Regions from separate parts of the Homo sapiens genome. Here region 1 is linked to region 2. Evidence: chromatin loops called from intact Hi-C (ENCODE). Cell type or tissue: natural killer cell. All regions are shown on one strand. Links, peaks and the distances in the headings refer to the core of each region. The heading gives the core; the rest is flanking DNA.

Evidence for each region. A loop is a pair of places that touch in the nucleus more often than their neighbours do. Peaks named below come from ENCODE experiments on the same cell type or tissue, not always from the same donor. Only the 100,000 strongest peaks of a DNase experiment are listed, where the experiment ranks them.
Region 1: a loop joins it to region 2, with 3 times the contacts of the local background. A loop is called at or near these places in 5 of 110 quality-filtered maps.

What each region holds. Positions count from the first base shown.
Region 1 is chr11:66,381,121-66,387,900 of GRCh38, reverse strand. No RefSeq gene overlaps it. Among named protein-coding and RNA genes, the nearest start is that of SLC29A2, 13 kb to the right of the region's middle. RefSeq lists enhancers at 1,429-1,723, 4,347-4,847, 4,848-5,348. In natural killer cell, for the core only: CTCF peaks have their summits at 1,327 and 1,526 (motif pointing left); a DNase peak (open chromatin) is centred at 1,550.
Region 2 is chr11:66,217,661-66,227,389 of GRCh38, reverse strand. PACS1 (phosphofurin acidic cluster sorting protein 1) reads right to left here. Exons shown (of 24, transcript NM_018026.4): 8 at 7,585-7,644; 9 at 6,599-6,759; 10 at 6,143-6,236. Among named protein-coding and RNA genes, the nearest start is that of KLC2, 35 kb to the left of the region's middle. RefSeq lists enhancers at 3,614-4,114, 4,115-4,615, 4,421-4,660, 4,721-4,820. In natural killer cell, for the core only: a CTCF peak has its summit at 4,528 (motif pointing left); a DNase peak (open chromatin) is centred at 4,529; H3K27ac peaks cover 1,101 bases.

The DNA.
Region 1 (6,780 bases), core at 485-2,984, 160 kb before region 2:
CTTGAGGTCAGGAGTTCAAGACCAGCCTGGCCAACATGGTGAAATCCTGTCTCTGCTAAAAATACAAAATTTAGCCGGACGTGGTGGCAGGCGCCTGTAATCCCAGCTACTCAATGGGCTGAGGCAGGAAAATCACTTGAACCCAGGAGGCGGAGGTTGCAGTGAGTCAAGATTGCACCACTGCACTCCAGCCTGGGCAACAGAGTGAGACTCTGTCTCAAAAAAAAAAAATTAAATCTGTCATTAGTTATTCTCTCTCATGTCTTCTCCAAGATGAATTTCAAAAGCAGTTTTCATATGCTATAAAATAACCCTAAGAGTTTAATTATAACATTAAAATAACATGTTAAGTTGTTGAGAAAATAACAAGTTAAGTTGTTGAGAATTTTTTTTTTTTAATGGAGTCTCACTCTGTCACCTAGGCTGGAGTGCAGTGGTGAGATCTTGGCCCACTGCAACCTCTGCCTCCCAGGCTCAAAAGCAATCCTCCCACCTCAGCCTCTCAAGTAGCTGGGACTACAGGTGCATACCACCAGGCCAGGCTAATTTTCTGTATTTTTGGTAGAGACAGGGTTTTGCCGTGTTGCCCGGGCTGGTCTGGAACTCCCAAGCTGAAGTGATCCTCCCACCTCGGCCTCCCAAAGTGCTGGGATTACAGGCCTGAGCCACTGCGCCCAGCCTGTTGAGACTTATTATAAAGCTTCTACCCAGAAACATGAGTTAGCCCCTAAAGGAGGTAATGCTTTTGATGGCTGTCTGCTCATTCTTGCTCATGGGAAGTTGTTTCTTCATATGGCTGTGAGCATGTTGAGAAGGGCTGTGTTCCACCAAAGTGTTCTTGTAGTTGCTTCTGCTGTTTTAGTCTGTTAGAGCTGCTGCAACAAAATACCATAGACTGAGTGGCTTGTAAACAACAGAAATTTATTTCCCAAAGTTCTGGAGGCTGGGAAGTCTAAGATCAAGTCACTCTCAGGTTCTTTATCTGGTGAAGACCTGTTTCCTGGTTCACAGATTGCACATTCTCACGTGTTCTCACATGATGGAAGGCGTGAGGGAACTCCCTGAAGCCTCTTTTATACAGACGCCATTCCATTTATAAGGAATCTACCTTCATGATCTAATCACCCCCCTCCATAGTATCACATTGATGATTATGTTTCAACACATTTATTGGAATAGGAGGACAAAAACTCAGACCATGATATAGAAACAGCCTGGGATTAATTTTTATGATAATGTATCAGCTTGAATTTCCCACGGAATAGACTGATTTAGGCTCCTTGCCCGCCTGGAGATTAGGAAACCTTGTTTTATTCCCAGCCAAGGCAACAGCTGAGATGAGCTTCCCGGTTGCCTCCCTGGCCAGTGGGAAGTTTACTGGTCTTCCTTACAAAGTGATTGCAGCCCTTCAAGGGTTCTGGCTTTGTGCAAGGATCTTATTTCTAATTTATCGACCGTCAAAGCCCGAGATTCCATCTTCCGTTCCTGAATGAGGTTAAAAACCGATCTTTCGCCCTTGGGGAACTCGTAAGCAAATGTTCGACTGCCCCCTTGTGGACACTCCTGGCAAGGCCGAGCTGGTCTTTTTAGCCAAGCTGTTTTTGTTTTTCTTTGAGATGTAGTCTCGCTCTGTTGCCCAAGCTGGAGTGTAATGGCGCAATCTTAGCTCAGTGCAACCTCCGTCTCCCGGGTTCAAGCGATTCTCTGGTGATTAACAAATTAGAGTGGTAGACACCCCCTCCCGGCCATCCATCTATAATCTGAGCTCTGGAGGACCCTAGGATGTGAAATCGTGTGATGTTCTTGGTTCCTGTCCCTCTGCTTATGTGTGTGTGTGTATATATATCTATATCTATATATATAGATATATAGATATAGATATAGATATTTGTTTTGTTGTTGTTGTTTGTTTGTTTTTTAAGAAACATGGTCTTGGCCAGGAGCGGTGGCTCACGACTGTAATCCCAGCACTTTGGGAGGCCAAGGCAGGTGGATCACCTGAGGTCAGGAGTTGGTGACCAGCCTGGCCAACATGGTGAAACCCCATCTCTACTAAAAATACAAAAATTAGCCAGGCATGGTGGCTCTTGCCTGTAATCCCAGTTACTCGGGAGGCTGAGGCAGAAGAATAGCTTGAACCTGGGAGGCGGAGGTTGCAGTGAGCCCAGATGGCGCCACTGCACTCCAGCCTGGGCAACAGAGAGGGACTCCATCTCAAAAAAAAAAAAAAAAAATTACATTAGCTGGACATGGTGATACATACCTATAGTCCCAGTTTCTCAGGAGGCTGAGGTGGGAGGATTGCTTGAGCCCAAGAGTTCAAGGCTGCCATGAGGTATAATCACACCCCTGCACTCCAGCCTGGCAACAGAATGAGATTCTGATTATTAAAAAAAAAAAAAAAAAAAAAAAAGGCCAGGCGCGGTGGCTCATGCCTGTAATCCCAGCACTTTGGGAGGCCAAGGCGGGCAGATCGCCATGTCAGGAGATCGAGACCATCCTGGCTAACACGGTGAAACCTCGCCTCTACTGAAAATACGAAAAAAAAATTAGCCGGGCGTTGTGGCAGGCGCCAGTAGTCCCAGCTACTCAGGAGGCCGAGGCAGGAGAATGGTGTGAACCCGGGAGGCGGAGCTTGCAGTGAGCCGAGATCGTGCCACTGCACTCCAGCTTGGGCGACAGAGCAAGACTCTGTCTCAAAAAAAAAAAAAAAAAAGCCTGTCACATGTCACAGGGCCATGGAAGCCAACTTGAAAGAAATTCCAGCAGCCAATGCTGGAACAATTTGAGCAACAAAGTAAATAGCATGGTATTGAATTATAAGTCAAAGTATGAAATATATCCACATGAGTCTATACTGATCATACTGATATAAAATAATTGAATAAATAAGCAAATAGGGGAGAAGAGACAAATCATCCTTACAGAAGAATTTCAAATAATATGTAATATATAGAGATACTCCTTAATCCAAGAGGTAGAGCTTAGTACCATCCTCCTGTAACTGTAGGCTGGACTTAGCAACTAGCCTCCAAAGAATAGGGTATGGAAAGGACAAATAATAACTTTTTTTTTTTTGAGACGGAGTCTTGCTCTGTCTCCCAGGATGGAGTGCAGTGGCATGATCTCAGCTCTCTGGCTCCCAGTTTCAAGCGATTCTCCTGGCTCAGCCTCCCAAGTAGCTGGGACTACAGGGGTGTGCCACCATGCCTAGCTAAGTTTTGTATTTTTAGTAGAGACGGGGGTTTCACCGTGTTGGCCAGAATGGTCTCGATCTCTTGACCTCATGATCCGCCCGCCTCTGTCTCCCTCCCAAGCTAGGATTACAGGCGTGAGCCACCGTGCCCGGCTGACAAATAGTAACTTTATACTAGATAAACTTGGCAAACGTGACTTAACCAGGTGACCAAAGTCGACATCAAGAATATCTGCATAGGCCAGGTGCAGTGGCTTATGCCTGTAATCCCAGCACTTTGAGAGGCCAAGGCGGGCGGATTGCTTGAGCTCAGGAGTTTGAGAACAGCCCAGGCAACATGGTGAAACCCTGTCTCTACCAAAAATACAAAAAATTAGCCGGGCATGGTGGCGTGCATCTGTAGTCCCAGCTACTCAGGAGGCTGAGGTGGGAAGATGGCTTGAGCCTGGGAGGTGGAGGTTGCAGTGAGCCGAGATCATGCCACTGCACTCCAGCCTGGGTGACAAAGTGAGACCCCATCTCAAAACAAAAACAAAAACAAAAAGAATCCGCAGAGAAAAACCACCATCAGCAAAGTCAAGTGACAAACTAAGAAAAAATTCACAACTCGTATGACACACAAACGTTTAATTTTCCCAAAATAAAGACCTCTTGCCGGCCGGGTGCGGTTGGCTCACGCCTGTAATCCCAGTACTTTGGGAGGCCACCTCTTGCCGGCCGGGTGCGGTGGCTCATGCCTGTAATCCCAGCACTTTGGGAGGCCAAGGTGGGTGGATCATGAGGTCAGGAGATCGATGCCATCCTGGCTAACTCTGTGAAACCCCGTCTTTACTAAAAATACAAAAAATTAGCTGGGCGTGGTGGCAGGCGCCTGTAGTCCCAGCTACTTGGGAGGCTGAGGCAGGAGAATGGCATGAACCCGGGAGGCGGAGCTTGCAGTGAGCAGAGATTGCGCCACTGCGCTCTCCAGCCTGGGCGACAGAGCGGGACTCCGTCTCAAAAAAAAAAAAAAAAAAAAAAGACCTCTTGCCATTCACTATTAAGAAGCAACAAAAAGAGCAACAACCCAGTAGAAAAATGGACAAATAACAGAAACAGTTCTCAGAAAAAGAGGCTTTTAAATAGATTAGCTTGAACCATATATAAAGTTGCCAATATTGACTTTTGACTTATAAAACTGACAACTTTATATGATTTAACTATTAAAAGTTGCTAACCCACAGCAAAAGGTTAATGCCAATTGAAACTATACTGATACCAGTTTCCACCTACAGTTTGGTTAAGAACAAAACATTTAGGCTGGGCACGGTGGCTCACGCCTATAATCCCAGTACTTTGGGAGGCCGAGGAGGGCAGATCGCCTGAGGTCAGGAGTTCGAGACCAGCCTCACCAACTTGGTGAAACCCCATCTCTACCAAAACTACAAAAAATTAGCCAGGCGTGGTGGCGCGCTGCTGTAATCCCAGCTACTCGAGAGGCTGAGGCAGGAGAATCGCTTGAACCCAGGAGGCAGAAGTTTCAGTGAGCCAAGATCGCCCATTGCATTCCAGCCTGGGCAACAAGAATGAAACTCTGTCTCAAAAAAAAAAAAAAAAAAAAAAAAAAGTGCTAGGTGCAGTGGCTGACACCTATAATCTCAGCACTTTGAGAGGCTGAGGTGGGCGGATTACCTGAGGTTGGGAGTTCAAGACCAGCCTGACCAACATTGAGAAACCCCGTCTCTACGAAAAATACAAAAAAAAAAAAATTAGCCAGGCGTGGTGGCGCATGCCTGTAATTCCAGCTATTCAGGAGGCTGAGGCAGAGTTGCTTGAACCCGGGAGGCAGAGTTGCTTGAACCCGGGAGGCAGAGGTTGTAGTGAGCCAAGATCGCGCCATTGCACTCCAGCCTGGGCAACAAGAGCAAAACTCTGTCTCAAAAAAAAAAAAAAAAAGAACAAAACATTTAACAACATCCTGCTGGCTGGATAACAGGCACCAACATATATAGCTGGTGGAACTGTGAACTGGTGCAATCTCTGTGGAGAGCAATTTAGCAGCATCTATTAAAATTACAGGTGTAAAAAAAATTTAGCTGTATATATCCTCGAAAGCATTTCCACTTCTAGGAATTTCACCTACAGATAAACTCCCAAATGTTATTCATTGCACCATTATTTATAATAACAGATGAATGGAAATCATCTATTTTATTTTTGTGTTTGTTTTTGTTTCTTGTTTATTTTATGCTTTTTTTTCTTTTTGTACTTTTTTCTAGATTGGAAACAATCTAACGTAAATGTCCATCGATAGGGGACTACTTTTTTTTTTTTTTTTTTGAGATGGAGTCTCGCTCTTGTTGCCCAGGCTGGAGTGCAGTGGCGCAATCTCGAGTCACTGCAGTCTCCACCTCCCGGGTTCAAGCGATTCTCCTGCCTCAGCCTCTCAGCCTTTTTTCTTTTTTCTTTTCTTTTCTTTTTTTTTTCTTTTCTTTTTTTAAGACGTAGTCTCGCTCTGTCACCCAGGCTGGAGTGCAGTGGCGTGATCTCGGCTCACTGCAAGCTCCGCCTCCTGGGTTCCCGCCATTCTCCTGCCTCAGCCGCCCAAGTAGCTGGGACTACAGGCCCCAGTCACCACGCCCTGCTAATTTTTTTTGTATTTTTAGTAGAGACGGGATTTCACCATGTTAGCCAGGATGGTCTCGATCTCCTGACCTCGTGATCCGCCCGCCTCGACCTCCCAAAGTGCTGGGATTACAGGCATGAGCCACCGCGCCCGGCCATTTTTTCTTTTTTTTAAGAGATGAGGTCACACTATGTTGACCAGACTGGTCTCGAACTCCTGGTCTCAAGAGATCCTCCCATCTTGGCCTCCCAAAGTACTGGAATTACAGGCGTGAGCCACTACACCCAGCCAATAGGGGACTACTTTAAAACATTATGGTTTAGCTATACAATGAACAACGTTATTAAACAAAAACAAGTTTAAGGAGTCAGGCAATATGATTCAGAGAAACTGCTCCCGGTATAGTGCAACTAAAATGCCGGAGAAGGCCAGGCACGGTGGCTCACGCCTGTAATCCCAGTACTTTGGGAGGCCGAGGTGGGCAGATCACCTGAGGTCGGGAGTTTGAGACCAGCCTGACCAACATGGAGAAACCCCGTCTCTACTAAAAATACAAAATTAGCTGGGCGTGGTGGCGCATGCCTGTAACTCCAGCTACCTGGGAGACTGAGGCAGGAGAATCGCTTGAACCCAGGAGGTGGAGGTTGTGGTGAGCTGAGATCACAGCATTGCACTCCAGCCTGGGCAACAAGAGCAAAACTCCATCTCAAAAAAAATGCTAGGGAACATATAAAAACATCTTTCTTTCCAGCACTTTGGGAGGCCAAGGCAGGTGGATCACGAGGTCAGGAAATTGAGACCATCCTGGCTAACACGGTGAAACCCCGTCTCTACTAAACAAAATACAGAATATTAGCCGGGCGCCTGGTGGTGGCGGGCGCCTGTAGTCCCAGCTTCTCGGGAGGCTGAGGCAGGAGAATGGCGTCAACCCGGGAGGCGGAGCTTGCAGTGAGCCCAGATCGCGCCGTTGCACTCCAGC
Region 2 (9,729 bases), core at 3,332-5,831:
ATCTTCAGGGCTTTTTTCTTATGTGGGCCGGGGAGGCGGGTACATTTCTGTGAAAACCAGGTTTTGGAGGGATCAGTTATCTTTGTCATCAAGTCAATAACACGGAGATTCAGAACCCAGAAATTCTGACTCCACGAGGTGTCACTAGGCAAGAGAAGCTCAAAATTTAGATGGCTTTGCTATTGCATCCATGAAGTCTTTGACCCTGGATCCAGTGAATACACTTGCCCAGGAAGGACATAGAGGGGAGGCCTCCTTTGCTTGCCAGAGAAAGGAGTATGCTAGGTTCAGGTCTTTGATTTTGAGACTAAAGACATCCATGGTAGCCAAATGCTTTTTGCTTGGTGGGAACATCCAGAAAACCCTCTAACAGGATATACTAAGCAGAAAGACACCCAATGTTAAGCCATTTAGGTGTAAATTAATTCTCCATTTGTCCCCAACTCTTATTAGCATTTCTCATAAATATTAAAAATTTCCTTTGCAAATATAGACACATAACCAGATTTTCGTATTTGTTAATATTGCTTCTTGCTGTGCAGACAGCAACTCAAAGTCACCAGCAGTGACGTGTGGGTTGTAGGTCTTAGATGCAGGGAAGGTACTGGCTTTAGTGAATCTTTTTGTTTCTTGTAGGGAACCATAGGAGGCAGAAAAATATAAATGATATCCCACTTCCTCCCAATGACTCAAAGTCCTTTCTCTGAGTCAATCATATAATACTGAGAAGCATCAGGCTAGTAAGTTCAGGGTCACCTAGTAAACTATGGAACAAGGATCACCACAGCAGGCTCCCTATGTCACACTCTAAACCAGGGTTCCTCCACCTTGGCACGATTGACATTTGGGGCTGGCTCATTCTTATTGTGGGGGCCTGTCCTGTGTACTGTGGGATGTCTGGCAGCATCCCTGGCCTCTACTCACTAGGTGCTGGTAGTGGCAACTCTCCACTCCCTCATTTGTGACAAACAAAAATGTCTCCAATCATTGCCATATGTCTGGGAGGCAAAATCATCCCCAGTTGAGAACCCCTGCTCCAGGCCATTTGCAGGACTAACTCAGCATGCCTGAGCCAGACTCTGGGACCCCAGATCTTCAGATGGTTTGGCTTGTGTAATGGCTCACAGCCACAGAACAGGTTGCTTCCAGATTGCAGAGCTAGCTCATTTACACCTTCTCTATATGATCAGCCAATGTTGTTGTTGCTGTTGTTTTTTTGAGACTGAATCTCACTCTATTGCCCAGGCTGGGGTGTAGTGGTGCAATCTTGGCTCACTGCAACCTCTGCCTCCCGGGTTCAAGTGATTTTCCTGCCTCAGCTTCCTGATTAGCTAGGATTACAAGCGTCTGCCACCATGCCTGCCTAATTTTTGTATTTTTGGTAGAGACAGCTTTTACCATGTTGATTGACCAGGCTGGTCTTGAACTCCTGACCTCAAGTGATCCACCTGCCTCAGCCTCCCAAAGTGCTGGGATTACAGGTGTGAGCCACCACGCCCAGCCTCGGCCAACATTAATAGAATCTAGAATCATGGAAAAGCTCTGGTTAGACCTGAGACTAGAGATAATTTCACTCCATTTTCGATCTCAATATGACAAATTAATTAAACGCGTTTTAAAGAGAATGAACTGGGTGATAACACAGGTCTGCTGGGAGGTTTTGAAGTAGCACGCCTTGTTGTTAAGCCCTATGACAGCTACAGCATTGCTTCCATGTCAAAGCTGCAACATTTATTAAGATCTTTATTCCTCCCAGCTTTATTAAGCTATAATTGACAAATAAAAATTGTATATATTTACAGTATACAACATGTTTTGATGTATGGATACACTGTGAAATGATTAAATCAAGGTAATTAGCATATCCATCTCCTGATAATATCTTTAACTTGGATTGGGCTTAGAGGACACCTGCTGGCTATTTACTGGCTCTTCCAGATGTCCCAGACAATCCTCCTGGGGACAAATTCCCAATTTCATCACATTTCTGTTCCTGCTTCTATAAACACTAAAGGGCTTTTTCCCCCAAAAGATGTTGGAACACCAGCAGGACTCCAGCTGTGTCTGACCAAGTGTTTGGCATGGGATATGGATGAGGTATCACTAGAGGTCCCAGAAGTCTGCACCACTGTGCTCATGGACAATGTCAGCTGCTGAAGGGTAAGAGTGTAGGCCCGTGTCAGAGAGAAGGGGGCAAGAGTGGGTAATGTGTAGGCTATCATTTCATGAAGGACTAGGCTCTAATGCCATTATTTATAGTGCTGTGGAAATAGCGACTTAGCAGCAGGCAGTCCTGGCTGGAAGTCTGCATCTGTGGCTGCCCTGACGCACTGTCAGGGCTCATTGTTATCAGCTTGGAGAACCAAATTATGTTGCCATTGTGTGCTCAAGCCTTGGGAAAATTCAACAACTGGAATAATTCGTATCAGGAGAAATTCTTTCTGGTTCTAGCGATAAACTGAATCCTCTAAAATGTGGGGAACAAAAAGCAAGATTAAGAAAAATAAATAAATAACAGTGCTAGGAAACCAGGGAAGAGAGGACACAAGTTGAGGTGGTGCGTGCACACCTGCCTACAGGTGCACAATCTCGTGGTTTTTCCTAATCCATTCAGAAGTTCTCCATTTAAGAGCGCAGTCTGGTTCTGCTGTTCCCAAAGCGCCTTTCATACCAAAGGATTCCAAAGTTTCACACCCACATCCAGACATATGGGGCTCTTCAAAATAGAAATATCAGCACAGAACCAGCAAAGTGAGTCTGAAACGTGGCCAAGGGAACCAGAATTTGAAGGACTCACTAAAAAGACATCTAGATTCTATCAATTTTAGGAGTCCACAACTGAAATGGCACTAAGGAATTATAATAATAAAAGCAATAGTAGTCGGTGAGCAATGAGCAGTGCTCTGTGTGCAGTAAGTCAATCAGGCACACCCCACGCAGCAGTCTGATGTGCATGATCCTGTTCCATCTCCTCACTACCTTGGGAGGCACGAGCTTTAACACGTACCTTGTAGATGAGGAAGCAAAGGCGTGGTAACATGCCCAAGATCACACAGTCAGTGGAGTGGTGGAGTCAAGACTCAAACTCAGAAGCTCTACCCTGTCCCAAATGTGTTTTTGCCCTGACAGAGGCCCTTAGGCCATCATATTATAAAGGCTGACACTCACCTGGCTTTTTTTTTTTTTTTTTTTTTGAGATGGAGTCTTGCTCTGTTACCCAGGCTGGAGTGCAGTGGCGGGATCTTGGCTCAATGCAACCTCTGCTTCCCAGGTTCAAGCAATTCTCTGCCTCAGCCACGCGAGTAGCTGGGATTACAGGTGTGCATCACCATGCCTGGCTAATTTTGTATTTTTAGTAGAAACAGGGTTTTGCCATGTTGGCCAGGCTGGTCTCGAACTCCTGACCTCAAGTGGTCCACCCACCTCGGCCTCCCAAAGTGCTGGGATTACAGGTTTGAGCCACCGTGTCCGCCCTCAACTGGCTTTTGAGCCAAATGGGCTCCTATACCGACACCACAACCCTACAGATGAGGCACCGAGGCTCAGAGTGTCTAAGTAATTTTTTCTGTAAGTTTTATAAGTCAGGTAACTAACATTTATTGAACATCCACAGTGTTAGGTGTTCTGCTTACTGCTTTTGGGGCACTGTCTCAGTTAGTGATTTAGTTACATTTTGTTATATTAGGGCACTTGCTCTACATTCCTAGAACACTAAGAAAGAGTCCTCCCTCAGCCAGCTCCCAGGTATCTTTCTAGAGTCATCCCATATAGTTAAGAGGGAATTTAGCTCTCATGGCCAGGGGTAGGGTTTGCCCAGTAGGGTTTGCCCATGTGGATGCTGTCAATTCAGCAGGGCCATTCAGCAGTTCCATGTGAGGAAATGCATCTCCAAGCCACATCCTAAACACTAATACCAAAGAAAGTGAGGTGGCTGGGTACACACTGCACTCCAGCCTGGGGAGTACAGCGAGACCCTATCTCAAAAAAAAAAAAATAGGCCGGGCACAGCGGCTCAAGCCTCTAATCCCAGCACTTTGGGAAGCTGAGGCGGGCGGATCACCTGAGGTCAGGAGTTTGAGACCAGCCTGGCCAACATGGAGAAACCCCATCTCTACTAAAAATACAAAAATTAGCCGGGTGTGGGTGGCACGTGCCTGCAGTCCCAGCTACTCGGGAGGCTGAGGCAGGAGAATCGCTGGCACCCGGGAGGTGAAAGTTGCAGTGAGCCGAGATCGCTCCATTGCACTCCTGCCTGGGCGATAAGAGCAAAACTCCGACTCCAATAAAAATAAAAAATAAATTTAGAAAGAGTTTTTTTTTTTTTTTTTTTTTTTTGTAAATCGAGGTCTCCTCAGTTCTTGGATCCCCATGAACCCGGCCTGGAACGGCGTCTAGGGTGCAGGGTCTGCAGGGGCAGGGCTGGGGTTTCTCCCAGGGAGGAGTCTGTTTGGGCTGCAGTTTCCCATGCATTGCCTCACTAACGTCACGTGGGGCGCTGTCCTAAGCAGGAAGAACGGTGAGCTGGGAGAGAGCCCCACCTGGTGGCAACAGGCAGAAGGGCAGCCAGGGGATGCCCCAAGAGAAGGTGGTTTCCAGGACAGGCACCTGCCCTTTCAGACCCGTGCTTTTCAGCGGTAGAGGCCTCTCCTGTTTCCTATCATCTCCGCACAATTACTACCGATCTGCAGGGCGAGTTTGGTATTCCCCCTGGTGAACCATGAGTAGGCTTCATCTGCCAGTAAAGCAGGTGAACAGGAGGACTTAAAGGATTTGTTTCTTTGATCTACAGAAAAGACACTGGGCTTTGGAGGGCAAATCCTAAGCTGGGCACTCACATCGCGACAACACTCACTTGCCTTCCATTGTAAACGAAGGAAGAGCAGCTTCCTAGGGCCTGAGGTCACTTCAGGCTCACACCCACCCCTGCCTGTGATCTGCTGAGGGAGCAGGGCCTTTCTAGGAGGGGCGGAGCAAGGCCCAGGTCGTGGCTCCGGCTGCTACAGTACATGCCCCCTTTTCCCCTTGCTCACCAGAAAAAATGGAAACCTCTTGACTAAATTATAAATTTTCTCGGGGCACTGCTCCCCTCTATGGATTCTTGGCCCAATAAAGCCTACTAGGGCCTCCTGAGCACGTCTCAGTGGCTCCCCTCCTCTCCATACCTGCTCCTTCCCCAGTCTGGTGCAGGGCCACTCACTACTGGCCAAACGCCCACTCCATGCCACACTCTCAGCTACCACAGAACAGACACGAAGGGAGAGGTTTTTGTTTGTTGAGATAAGGTCTTGTTCTGTCACCTAGGCTGGAGAGCAGTGGTGCGATCACAGCTCACTGCAGCTTCTGCCTCCTGGGCTCAAGGGATCCTCCTGCCTCAGCCTCCCAAGTAGCTGGGTCTACAGACGTGCACCACCATGCCTGGCTAACTTTTGCATTTTTCGTAGAGATGGGCTTTCACCATGTTGCTCAGGCTGGTTTCGAACTCCTAGGCTCAAGTGATCCACCCGCCCTGGCCTCCCAAAGAGCTGGGATTATAGACATGAGTCACCACGCCCAGCAGAGGGGGAGATTGTATGTATTCTGAGAGGGAAGGCGCTGGGCCATGGCAGAAACAGACCAAAAGGAACAACCCAGCCTGACACAGCAATGACCCCAAAGAGCTAAGCTCCCAGCCAGACTGAGGGGAGGAAAACTGAGGCTGAAACAAGATGAGGCCATTTTCTTTTTTCTTTTCTTTTTTTTTTTTTTTTGAGGGAATCTCGCTCTGTCGCCAGGCTGGAGTGCAGTGGCTCAATCTTGGCTCACTGCAACCTCCGCCTCCCGGCTTCAAGTGATTCTCCTGCCTCATCCTCCTGAGTAGCTGGGACTACAGGTGCACACCATCACGCCCAGGTAATTTTTGTATTTTTAGTAGAGATGGGGTGTCACCATGTTGGCCAGAATGCTCTCAATCTCTTGACCTCATGATCTGCCCGACTCCACCTCCCAAAGTGCCAGGATTACAGTTGTGATCCACCATGCCCAGCCAATGGGGCCACTTTTCTAAGGTCACAACATGAGCCCTGATCAGAGATGCAGAGGGCCAGAGCGTCGAGCCCTGACATGCCACGGTCCCACCCCGCCCCGCAGTCGCGGTTGCGCTCACAGGGCTGGTGGTGTCTTTTCCGAGGCTGCCTTTGCTGTTGAGGCTGCCAATCTCCGTCTGGGAGCTGGACTGCGACATCCCCTCAAAGAAAGGCCTGTGGTGAAGAGCACAGCCAGGGTCAGTGCTGCCAGGGCTCAGAACAGCATGCTGGGAGAGTTGAATGGAGCTGGCATTCAGGGTGGGTCAACAAGCTACAGGTGTCCAGAACGCCCGGTGAGCAGGGAAGTGCAGGGTGAAGAGGAGGGGCGGGTCAGGAGAGGGGGTACTTCCTGAGAGTCCTATAGGACTTCTGTCAGTGAGAGGCAAAACAGTGACCTTCTCCAAGACAGCCAGAGGTTCAGAAAGGATGAAGGACCAAGATTCTCTGGTAATAGAGGGGACAGCGAGGGAGGGGTCAGGAGACTGCTATGGCCAGGAAGGAGAGTCTGGAGGCCAGCTACAGAGAGGGGGGCTCACTTGAGCTTGGGCTTTGGCGTGCTGAGGATGCTTTCTGTCTCCTCCATCTCAGGGCCACTGTCGCTGGGGTTGTACATCTCCAGACTGTCATACAATTCATCCAAGTCCTCTTCCACTTCCCGGATCTGCTCGCGGGACACATGCTCCAGCCCAAAGCCCACCTGCAGGGAAAAAGGAGTCTCTGAATTTAGGGTCATCCCTATTAACAATTTTGGTTGATGAGCAGCTCCTTTCTCCTGGGCTGCCCTTATAGTCCTGCTTAAGGGACATGCCAGAGCTTCACACTGGCTGGAGTAACCTTCACGTCATTTCCATGATCCAGCCTGAGGGCGGGGACATGGTGAGGCCACCTTCCCCCCAGTTCCTGCCACCGCTCCACACTGTGAAGCTGTGCCAGGAGGGACAGCTGAGGAATCCCGAGGCCCATCGCCCATGTGGGTTCTTCCTACCCTCCTTACAGCTCACAGGAAGGCGAAGCAATCGCTCTCAACAATTTTCATCTTTATCCCTCTGTTAGCCCACTGAGAGGCCTGTGGAAACGGGCCCCTCCCGGAGCCCAGGGAAAAGACTGCTTCTCTCTCAGCAGCCCCATTCCTGGTTATTCCAGGGCTGACCAACAAGGACATTTCCACCTCACAAGCTGCTGCTCACTGATGTTCCCGTGGGATAAGAGGGGAAATTAAGTGACAACCGCAGCAGCATCCGCTGGGTCTGTCCCTGTATCGCATGCCAGAGGCTTGCGCATCACCAAGGGTCGGGCGTAGCTGTGCTGCCCTGCGTTGTGTGCATAGCCTCTCTCTCCTCTGCTTGCTTAAGTCCTTCTTAGCCACCCTCTCCCTTAGGGCTCTACCAGGTATGCCACGGGGAGCAGGAATATTAATCCTAGAATCCTGACTCTCAGTGGCAATACAGAGTGTACTCCAGGGATGCTGGGTGAAACCCGGGGAATTCTACTCACCATTAACCTTGGGAGTAAGAGGCCATACCTCATCTGAAACTTTAAACCGCTTCAGGAGGGCCACAAACTTCTGTTTGATGTTAGGTTGCTGTAGGGACAAATCGCATGACAGTTCTCAGCAACGTCCACTTGGGGTCAATTCAAGTCAATAAACACCCACCAGAGCCCACTTTCATGACGAGCTGTGGGAAGACACGAAGACTGGAGGACTTGGTCTCTGCCCTTGGCACTCAAAGCCTGTCAGGAAGACAGGCCAAATTCCAGTGTAGCTCCTGGGCCTTGGGTGCAGCTGCGGGGAGAAGGAATGTCTATCCCCAGGTCCTCCACCCCCCTGTGCCCCAACACCTCCCAAATGTGGGTCTCCAGCTCATCCCTTTCTCTTGCCCTTCGGATTCACAGTGCCCACTGCTGACTCCTACCTGCGCATGCACAGCGCGGGCACCTCAGCCTTACCACCTCCACGGTGGAACGCAGCGTCCCGTCTTCTCCTTGCACCCCGATCCTCTTACTGATGTCGCCAACACACCTGAACCAACATCTACGCCTGGAGTCTCTCCTTCTCGTTCTCCCCGCAGGCCCATTCTAGCTACCCCAGATCCTCCCTTTTCCATCTGTGACACCACTGTTTCCAGTCAGGCCTTTCTCCTTGCCTCTCTGGGATCATAGCAACAGCCTTCAGCTGACATCTCATACCCTGCCCACCTGCTTCTGGTCTTTCTCCCTCCACAGCCCACAGTGGTCCTTCCGAGTGCAAACCTGCTCATGCTACCCTCCGACTAGAAGTCTTCATTGGCCTCCACTACTTGAACAGAGCTCAGCAGTCAGGCCTGTACGTGTCCGAAGCCTGGGTCTGCCTGTTTCTAGCCTTATCTCTCTATTTGACCCTTCACACCCCATAGTCAAGTGGAAACTCACTGCTTTGAGTTCCTGGGAAAAACTGCATGCTGTTGTACTGGGCCTTTTTTTTTTTTTTTAGAGATGGAGTCTTGCTCTGTTGCCAGGCTGGAGTGCAGTGAGGTGATCTCGGATCACTGCAACCTCTGCCTCCCTGGTTCAAGTGACTCTCCTGCCTCAGCCTCCTGAGTAGCTGGGATTACAGGCACGTGCCACCACACCAAGCTAATTTTTGTATTTTTAGTAGAGACGGGGTTTCACCATGTTGGCCAGGACGGTCTCGATCTCCTGACCTTGTGATGCGCCTGCCTCGGCCTCCCAAAGTGCTGGGATTACAGGCGTGAGCCACAGCACTGTACTGGGTCTTTATATAGGGTATCTTCTGCCTTGAATAAAAATTTTCCCCAAATCCACTTGGTGAAGTTTTATTTTAAAAAACCCATCTCTCAGCATCTCATCTGGGAAGCTGTCCTGGCACTCCTGGGACAGGTGGCCACAGTCCCCTGGTGTCATTGCAAAGCTCTGTCTTATGGCACCTGTCCTACTGGGCTGTAATTATTTGTTGAAATGTGTGGTGTCACTAGACACTGTGCGCTTGATGGCATGGACTGGGCCCTATCTCTTTGTCTCTGGGCACGATGCTTAGCCTGTGGTTGTATGTACTTCCTGCCTGAATGACAGACTCGCCATCTGGGGATGAAAACAATGAACTTGCGAGGCTGATAGGTCTTCAGAGAAAGGGCAGAAAGGGCATTCACAGCAGAGAAAAAAAGTCGAGCTCCCAGTGACAGAGCAGCATGAGACATGTTCACAGAAGGTCAAGTACATCTGTGTTCTTGGTGGGAGAGAAGAATGCGCATGCACAGAGGAGACAGGCACTAAGGGAGGTCACTGAGTCTCTGGGATAGAACTGGAAAGTGCCTGCAGCTTAAAAAGAAACACCTCTGGGGGAGTATACATTAGCAGGAGCACTGAACTCCAGTCATGTGCCAGGGTCATGCCAAGGAAGAGACCCCACGTAGGAAGAGGTGACTTATGAAGCTCTGGGGGCACCCGTTGGGAAGAAAATAGGGCCGCTTTCTGGTTACAGAGCAGGAAAAAGAAAGCCTCAGCAGTAGGGGCTGACTAGAGAGAGATCCTACAGCCACTCCCTATTTCCAGAGTGCAATGGAGGTCAAGCATTTGGGGTACTGGTGACACACCTCATGGGGACCATTTGGAGCACCAATTGAGAGGTGGATACCTGAGGACAAGGAAACAGTCCTCCCGCTCCCTAGTT